Regions from separate parts of the Homo sapiens genome. Here regions 2 and 3 are each linked to region 1. Evidence: chromatin contacts called from ENCODE Hi-C or POLR2A ChIA-PET data. All regions are on one chromosome and are shown on one strand. The core of a region is the stretch at or near the end of the contact, and the rest is flanking DNA. Distances in the headings are between cores, read along the strand shown.

What was found. A loop is a pair of places that touch in the nucleus more often than their neighbours do. ChIA-PET counts read pairs that join two places held with the same protein, here RNA polymerase II (POLR2A). Pooled maps may share reads with other maps.
Region 2: a loop to region 1 is called in a map with no recorded cell type, with 3 times the contacts of the local background. The contact joins the enhancer-like site here to the promoter of STBD1 in region 1. A Hi-C loop is called at or near these places in 1 of 37 single-sample maps with no recorded cell type and 7 of 50 pooled maps. POLR2A ChIA-PET finds 5 or more read pairs at or near these places in 1 of 52 experiments (activated T-cell).
Region 3: a map with no recorded cell type shows a loop between it and region 1 (6-fold over the local background). The contact joins the enhancer-like site here to the promoter of STBD1 in region 1. A Hi-C loop is called at or near these places in 4 of 37 single-sample maps with no recorded cell type and 5 of 50 pooled maps.

What each region holds. Positions count from the first base shown.
Region 1 is chr4:76,305,185-76,308,107 of GRCh38, forward strand. It overlaps STBD1 (starch binding domain 1), which reads left to right and starts at 1,549. Exons shown (of 2, transcript NM_003943.5): 1 at 1,549-1,805. The coding sequence starts at 1,586. The region is part of intron 6 of FAM47E-STBD1 (FAM47E-STBD1 readthrough); the gene reads left to right.
Region 2 is chr4:77,192,249-77,195,171 of GRCh38, forward strand. LOC107986292 (a long non-coding RNA gene) reads left to right here. Exons shown (of 4, transcript XR_001741742.1): 4 at 1-325. Among named protein-coding and RNA genes, the nearest start is that of CCNG2, 37 kb to the left of the region's middle. RefSeq lists an enhancer at 1,607-1,656. Within about 2 kb of position 1,368, at least 7 of the 41 ENCODE cell types and tissues checked have a DNase peak (open chromatin) inside an H3K27ac peak, as active enhancers do.
Region 3 is chr4:76,992,816-76,995,738 of GRCh38, forward strand. The region is part of intron 1 of SEPTIN11 (septin 11); the gene reads left to right. Among named protein-coding and RNA genes, the nearest start is that of SEPTIN11, 45 kb to the left of the region's middle. RefSeq lists an enhancer at 1,596-1,745. Within about 2 kb of position 1,641, at least 5 of the 41 ENCODE cell types and tissues checked have a DNase peak (open chromatin) inside an H3K27ac peak, as active enhancers do.

The DNA of each region.
Region 1 (2,923 bases), core at 299-2,798:
GGGTCTTAAAGGTTCTTCCGTGTGATCTGGAGCAACTGGAGGGTCTTGAGCAGAGAACTGGGGTGTTTTAACAGGATCACGCTGACTGGTGGTTTGAAAGTGGCCTGTGGGAGCTTGCTGTGTTTTGTTTTGCAGCAATGGGAAGGATGTGGTTGCCACTTCCTGAGATGGGGAAGGTGGGGAGAGTAGTAGGTTTGGGGAGTTAGGTGGGGAGTTCAGGTCTGGATGAGTTGGGTTTGAGATGTCTATTAGACATCCACGAGGAGATGCCCAGTAGGCAGTCTTCGCCCTCACCTCTCCTCTACCTCCTCTCTTATGATTACAGAAGTTGTGGCCTGCATCAAGGCGTGCATCAGCCTTCCAGTAACCCCACTGGCAGAACCTTGCACCCCGTTAAGGGCTACTGTCCATTCGGAGCAAGGGGCACATTAGATAATTTGCCCTACCAGAGAGAGCAATTATAGCAATTACTCCAAGGCAGGTGTTTGGTATCTGTGGCCTTTAGCAGTTGAATGTCGGAGTCCAAGGGAAAGGTGTGAGCTGCAGACATAGACGTGGGGATCATCAGCTTGAAGCTGTTGTGCAAAGTCATCAGATCAGCAGAGGAAAGGATTTACAAAGAAATATATATAACACCGCACAGGGTTGTTGTCTTGTGAGGATTAAATTAAATACACACTTAAAACATCCGGAATACAGACAGTGCTTAATAAAGAGCTGCTGTTTTTATTAACAAACTTATCTGTAGGAGCTCGTCCATGGACAACATCCAGTTCATACAGATGCGTGCGCATTTCGCAGCAGCCATACACGCCCAAAGAGGACGAGACTGGATGTGATTGAGCTGACTGGCATCTTTAGATGGATGGTCCTCAGTCCAGTCCTTCCATTTTACAGGCGAGGAGGCGGAAGCTTGGGGAGGCTAAGCGCGCTGAGCTGGCGGCGGAGCGGAGCTTCCACTAGGGCTCCCAGTTTCCCCGCACCGCGCCCGCCGTCCTCCGGGCCACCCATCCCACCCGAACGCGCCACCGCTCTAGCCCGCGCTCCAGCCCGCGCGTCACCGACGCCCGCGGCCTCTCCCACCTCTAAGTTCCAGGAAGCTCTCGGCCTCTAGCTGACCGCGTTGCTGCTGAGCTTCCCTGGGGAGAAGGCGCCGAGGTGCCCGGTGCGGGCCGAGGCAGGGCTGGGCCTCGCGGGCAGCAGGCGGAAGAAGGAAGGGCGGTGGGGCAGGTCCCGGCTGCGCGGGGCAGTTGTGCGCACTTGGGTTCTTCACGCGGGACACACGTGGAACGCCGACCCCTGCGCCCCTGGCCGCTGGCAACTGGCAAGGCCGGGAACAGAAAGTGTAGGGACAGAAGAGCGCTGGAGTCTTCCCCGGGAGGGAGCCCGGGGCTGCAGCCCAGGGGCGGGGAGCGGGGCGGGGCTGGGAAAGTTGAGTACTGGTCGCTCAGGGCCGGGCTCCGCCGGAGTGCCCGGCGCAGAAACCGTAAAAGGCTGGAGCGGGCGGGGTAGGTGTGGCTCTGTGTGCGTGACCTGAGCCCCGGTCCCAGTCCCTGTAGTCTCCTGCGGCCGCGGCCTCTCAGCCATGGGCGCCGTCTGGTCCGCCCTGCTGGTTGGAGGGGGTCTGGCCGGAGCACTTTTCGTTTGGCTGCTGCGGGGCGGCCCTGGCGACACCGGGAAGGACGGGGATGCGGAGCAGGAGAAAGACGCCCCTCTTGGGGGAGCTGCGATTCCGGGAGGCCATCAGAGTGGCAGCAGCGGACTGAGCCCTGGACCTTCCGGGCAGGAGCTGGTCACCAAACCAGGTATTCTTCCCCCCGTGACTCCAGGGCACATCTGCCAGAGCTTTGAGGTTCATCGAGGAAGGGAGCAAAGAGACAAACCCACCTGGAGCTTTCCTAGGGGCCCATTCCTGCGGACGGGCTCTCCTAAGGGGACTGGGCCATCCCCACGCCCCTCGGTTTCCCAGGCTGGTTGGTACGCGCAGGCAGGTTTCTTGTCTGGTCCTCCAAGGGCCGCGCCCTTGCCGAGTCCCTCAGCGCCCGCGCCTGAGGACTTGGTCCTGCCCCTCCGGCGGGGATGAGCTCCTCCACTTGGCGGCGCTTGGTGCAGTGCGGGCGGCTGCAGTGGCGGCGCCCCTTCCCGGCCTTTGGAAAGGGGGGCTTAGGTTTAGGGGATCCTACAAGCCTCTTCGATCTCTGCCCAAGCAGGGACATTTTCTAAGTCCCAATCCGGGTAGTCTGACATCCTCCCATCGCACAGCCCATGAAGAGCTGGGTTTGGGAACACCCGAACTGCGGGCGCCTCCTGCTATCTGGATGCTTCTTTAGGAAGGCAAAGTTCAGGTTGGACTCTGGCCATGAAGGCTGTGGCTGAGGCCCTGGGGATGTGCCTTGGTCACCCCTTTCAGCACTGTCGGCAGTCCCCTCCACGCTGCCCCAGAATAGGGCCGGATAGTCATCCCTAGGAAGGGACTACTTAAATAGGGGACCCAACCCTGATGAGTAGAATTGACATCTGGGTTTAAATTTCTGTATTTTAGGGACCGTTTGCTAAGCAGAGAGCGAACACTGGCAGAAAAGCTTACCGTCCAGTGCCCTCCCTTGGCAAGCTGCCCATGCCTGGACAGAAGCCTAATGGTGAAAATGACATCTGTGAACTTTATTTTTAGCCCAGTGGTGTTCATGTGCAGCCATATGAAAATCTGCCCGTGTGCCTTTACTGTGATTGGTCTGGGATGCCTAGACAGTTCACTTATCTTTTTTCTGAAGACCAATCTCATGCTTTAGGTTGAAAAGTTGGGAATCCAGAATAATATTTGTTCATTCTCACTTCCAACTCCCACCATCACCGAGGCGGGCAAATCACAAGGTCAGGAGTTCGAGACCAGCCTGGCCAATATGGTGAAACCCTGTCTCTACTA
Region 2 (2,923 bases), core at 118-2,617, 890 kb after region 1:
GTCTCTATAGTGTCTTCTGGTATGTAATACTTTCTCAGTCTTTCTTTATTTCCATAACCTTGATTAACTGTTTTGAAGATTACTGGTCAGCATTTTGTAGAATGGCTGTCAGTTTGACTTTGATGTTTTTCTTATGATTATGTTAGGGGTATGGGGTTTGAAGAAGCATACCATGGGAGCGAAGTGCTCTTCTCATCATATCAGGGGGTACATAATAGCAACATGGTTTATCTTTGATCATATTAATCTGGATCACTTGGTTAAGATAGTGCCTGCGAGGTTTCTTTTTTTGAGATGGAGTCTTGCTCTATCGCCCAGGCTGGACTGCAGTGGCGCGATCGTGGCTAACTGCAAGCTCCGCCTCCCGGGTTCACGCCTTTCTCTTGCCTCAGCCTCCCGAGTAGCTGGGACTACAGGGGCCCGCCACCATGCCCGGCTAATTTTTTGTATTTTTAGTAGAGACGGGGTTTCACCGTGTTGACCAGGATGATCTCAATCTCCTGACCTCGTGATCCGCCCACGTAGGCCTCCTAAAGTGCTGGGATTACAGGCGTGAGCCACCGCGCCCGGCTGAGGTTTCTGTACTATACAGTTATTACTTTTCCCTTCGTCTACTCTGTTCTTTGGAAGGGATTCTCTAAAACTTGCTCAGACTCAAGGAACGGGTGTGGTGATTAAACTCCACCTCCTGGAGTGGGGAGTTACATATATTATTTGAACTTTTTCTGCAAGAAAGATTTATCTCTTTTCCCATTCATTTATTTATATTGGTTTGGATTACTATTGTCTTAATATAAAATAAATCTTTTTATCCCCAAATGTACAAGTGGAATGACTTTCCAGAAACATGTGAGTCCTGAGGATACTCATACTTTCTAGCCCGCCGTTTGCGAAGCACAGACAAAACCCAAAGCCTCACTGGGTTACTTCCTTGCTTCCATTGAGTCATCCTCCTCAATAATACTTGTGAATGAACGAATAAATGCATAACACGCACAGGTGAGCGATGAGAAATACCAGCGTTGTCTGACGGTAAGGATATTTGTGTTCAACACCAGTGTCTGACCAAATAGCTACTCATATTTCTTCTGAAATTCTTTAGGGCACACTAAACATCTTCCATGTTGTCTAAGTGCTGGAAGGGAAATTGATTCAGCCACTTTTTGAAGGTGACTCTAAATTATTCTCTCAAAATACTCAACAGCCTTTACAATGTAGTTAAAAAAAAAAAGCGGGTGGAGGGGAGAAATGCCTGTCTAAAGTAGGAAGCCCCAAGAGAAAGCCCTGGGGCGTCCAGAGGCTTGGTTTCACCTGGCAGCCGTCTGGGACCAATTGCGGAGTTGAAGTAGCTCCTACGCTTTCTCATTGGTCCTCACCCAGGGGGAAGGCGTGGCTTCAAGTGTAAAAGGCGAGGAAGCCTGGCGGGGCTGTGGGTTGTTCCGCTGGTGGATGGTTTGGGGTTGGTCGGGCGGGGTTTCTTCCAAAGCTTTGTAGGCCTGCGAGGTACTAAGAAGTTCTCTGGTGGCTGGAGGGGTGGGTGGAAAGGACCAAGCTCTTGGTAATTCTCAAGGGGGAACTTTGGTTAGCTTGCTTTAGAAGTGAAAGATGAACGAAGAAAAAAGCGAGGGCACTTAAGCGGACTAAGGAACTCGAAAGAAGGGGAACTAGGCGTTGTGTGTGGGCAGAAAATACCTCCTAGGAGGTCACAGCAACTCCCTGAAGTCGTTTTTAGCAGGCTTGCCTCTTCCAGTTACTGTGCTTTCTTAGAGTTTGTTCTTTTAGAAGCTTAAGATACAATCTTGAATTGAGGTTTCTTCTCTCATGCTCAAGCCTTACTTGCTGAGAAGGCTCCTGTCTCTTGACTTCTGTTTAATCTCTACCATAGACTTTAGCAAAGCCACTCTTATAGCTAACTTACTGAAGTTACGTAAACTCCAAGAGAAATACACGGGTTTAGAGGTTCTACGTTTAAAGCAAGCGCAGCAATCTTTAGAACTTCCTTTTAGCTATTTGGAATCCCAAAGTCTCTATTAAACACCTGTCTGGAGTAATGGTGGAAAGTGACTAAAAAGCTAGCTTCTCATCTCTTCAGAGACTAAAAATTAGATCCACTTCGATGAAAACCATAAGAAAATGTAGATCAACTTTGAATTAGTTTTTTTTTGAGGGTAGGAAACGTCCCTTTGTGACCTATTAGTAAAAAAAACTAAAATGAACTTCAAGCATGTGGCTTTTAAGACTCCTTACTAGGAAGTTAGGATCTTAATCATATTCAGCAGAAAGCAGCTGTCTGCCTCGAAGACACGCAACCTGTGGGCTGCAACTGACCTTCCACCTGGTTGTGGAGGTGGGAGACTCGTTGACTGGCAAGCCTCAGGTAATGTCAGACTGACACACCTGAAAGCACTTCTGATAGCAGTTAGAAACTTAGTAGTTGAAACAGGAAATTTCATCTAGTTGAACAGATCGTTAGCATTGAGAATGGACACTTCCTTTAGGCTTACTAGGAAAGGCAAACCATCTGTCATGGAAAAGATAAAGTGGCATCTTAGTGACAGACTCAAAAGTACACAGCATGATGGATATGTTCATTATCTTGACTGACAATTTCACAGGTGCGATGGTAGCAAGTTACATAGCTTAAATATCGTAATTCTTGCGTGCCAGCTACAGAAAAGTGCTTTTTAAAACCATGTCCAGTCATGTAGGTCCACCTGCCTTAACCTGAACAAGGGTGAATAAATACATGGGTAGGGACATGAAGCACTCTCCCCTCATCCCCATCAGCATGGAGTTACTTTCTTCACACTGTCCTTACAAAGCAGGGTTCAAGGAGAAGAGCAGAGTTCTTTCCTTCATGTAGATAATCTGATCAAGGGATGTGTCTCCCAGGCTGACAATCCACTTGACAAAGAGTCACTTG
Region 3 (2,923 bases), core at 391-2,890, 690 kb after region 1:
GGGCCTTTCACATAGAGGAAATAATGTGAGTAAATTCTGATGGGAAGAAACCTGGGTTTGTCCCAAGAAGAGTGGTCATTTAATTTAACTGCAGTGTAAGGTGCTCCCTGGGGAGAAGTGGGAGGTTCAGTAGGAATGGAGACTTGAGGTTAGCCCATGGGGCCCTGAAATGACAGGCCAAGGAGTTTGGATTGGGGACCTTGAGTACCGAGATCCCCTTGATGGCAAGGTGGAGGGAGGAAGTATTAGAGAGGGTGAGATCAAGTCAGGGAGGCCAGTTGGGAGGCTGTTGAATTAGTAGGAATAGAAATGTGGAGGATGTAGTATTGATAAGACTTCAGAGTTGATGGTGGGAGGGGAGCTGGTCTCAAGCATGGCTAAGTACTGTTAACAGAAATAGGGAACTCTGGAGAAGGGGCGAGTTTGGGATAGAGGAATATGATTTCAGTTTCATGAACATCAAGTTTGAAGTACAGATGGGACAACCCAAGAGAAGTGTTCCTCTGATAGAAATTCAGAACTGGATGCCAAGCAGAGTTCAATATTAGAGATAAATTCAGAGAGTCGTTTCCAGATGTGTTAGTGTTAACGACATGGAATATATGCAGTTCCCTGAAACTGGGCCTGGAGACTCAAAAAAGACCCCTCAATCCTTGGCTTGTGGTAGCTAAGGGAAGAGCTATAAAATGCTGGACTGGAGGGATGCGGTTCAGCTGCTGTGCTGGAGGCACTGGGTAAGGTGCTCAGAGCTGCCCTGTGCATGTCCTCCAGTGCCGTTCTCTCCAGTTTTTAAGCCTGTTCATAAACCAGAGAAGGAACTTCTTTTTCCCTTTCCCCCATCACATACTGATGGGCAGTGACTCTCAGGTTTCCTTTAATACTGGGCAGAGAATTAGGCTCAAATTATGAAATGTAAAAACTGTATTATAAAATTTACATATTCTATATTACAGTGTTAGAAGACAGACTCTAAAGATACAACTTTAAATTTCAAAAATGTCAAGACCAAACTGTTTTATAACCCTTCATTTTGTATGTGGTTTTCAATGGGTATAAAAATACTTAGTGGGTGTGTGGGTGGCTTCTCGTGTTTTGGAAACGGTGAGAATATGAGATGCTGAGCTTTGGGTTCTGGGATGAGAGCTATAATTACTAACTCTGATTCTTTCCCAGGATTGGTTCATAGGTGGATATCTGGTATCTAAAAACCCAGCGATCCAGAATCCAGAGCAATAAACCATTCTCCCCTCCCCCTGAAATTAACAGAATTATGTGGCGGTGGAGAGAGGGAATGTGGGATGATAGTTCTGCCCTGCGTTGTCTCTTTCATACCGTTCACGAACGGTTGAAGTCAGTGATGTAGCAGAAATGAAGGCTGGTGCCATGGCTTCTCCTAGCCTGATACACAACAGCTACTGCACAGCTAGGTGGAAAGAGTTCTAAAAATAACCCAGGACTCATTTCAAACCCTCCTCCCCCAAGTCTTGGCGGATGTGGTAAACACCTTAAAAACACCTGCTGTCTGAACCTTTGAGGTATCTAAAGAGGAAGGGGCAGGTACAAGGATTGGGGCTGGAAGAAGTACAGTATTGTTGGAAGGCTTGCCCAGCTACAAGGACTGCTGCCCACTGGGGCCTGCCCTCGAAGCTGTTTGGTGAGCTGCCTACCATGCCATCCTGGTCAAGGATAAGTGCCTACTCTTGAGTCTCATATTCACTGTTGGCAGGTTTCAAGGAAACTATTCATAGACTAGACATCTGTTGTCTGTCCCATTGACCTCAAATCTGCAGCTGCCACCATGGTATTCAGGCAGTGTGGTGGCTTTTAGTCTTATTTCACAGAATCAGAATTTTAGAGCTGATATGGACTTTAGACATTTTATTATTAATAAAACCATTGAAGTCCTTTAAAATCACTGCATTTCTGGAGTCACATTTCTGTGCCTATATAGTGACCACAAACATTTGAAATGGGGTCTTAGTCCTTGCTTGTTAAAAGAAATCACCCTCTTGATTATGTAACATAAAAATAGGATGATGAAAACCAGTCTTTTGAAAACATTGACTAAGTGATCCTGTACAAAGCTTTTTTTTTTTTTTTTTTTTTTTTTTTTAAATAAAATGGAACATTGAAGCTGGGAGTGGTGGCACATGCCTGTAGTCACAGCTACTTGGGAGGCTGAAGCTGGCTGAGCCCAGGAGTTTGAAGCTGCAGTGAGCTATGATCACACCACTGCACTCCAGCCTGAGTGACAGTGCAACCCTGTCTCTAAAAAAAAAAAAAAATGGCTGGGTGTGGTGGCTCATGCCTGTAATCCCAGCACTTTGGGAGGCCGACGCGGGCAGATCACGAGGTCAGGAGTTCAAGACCAGCCTGGCTAACATGGTGAAACCCTGTCTCTACTAAACATACAAAAATTAGCTGGGCGTGGTGGCGCGTGCCTATAATCCCAGCTACTCGGGAGGCTGAGGCACTAGAATCACTTGAACCTAGGAGGCAGAGGTTGCAGTGAGCTGAGATCGTGCCACTACACTCCAACCTGGCGACAGAGTGAGACTCCATCTCAAAAAATAAATAATAAAAATAAAAATAATAAATAATAAAAATAAAAATGGAGCTTTGAGGATCATTTTCTCACCTGGACTCCAGTATTTTGAATATAAAGTTCATTGACAACACAGCCAGAACACTAGGAGTCCTGTCTCCAAGGAGAAGACTTTCAGTGTCTAATTTCTGAAATTGCAAACCATAACCATGATATTATAACTGAGGGACTGTAGCTGATCTCTGCATCTTGAGAAAAAAAGGTTTCACAGATTATCTCCAACACCCACGGGATGCATTCAAAGTTGTGGGGGCAGCCAGTACCATTTTATATAACAGCATAAATCACCCAGTGATTTTACTTTAGCTTCCAGCCATA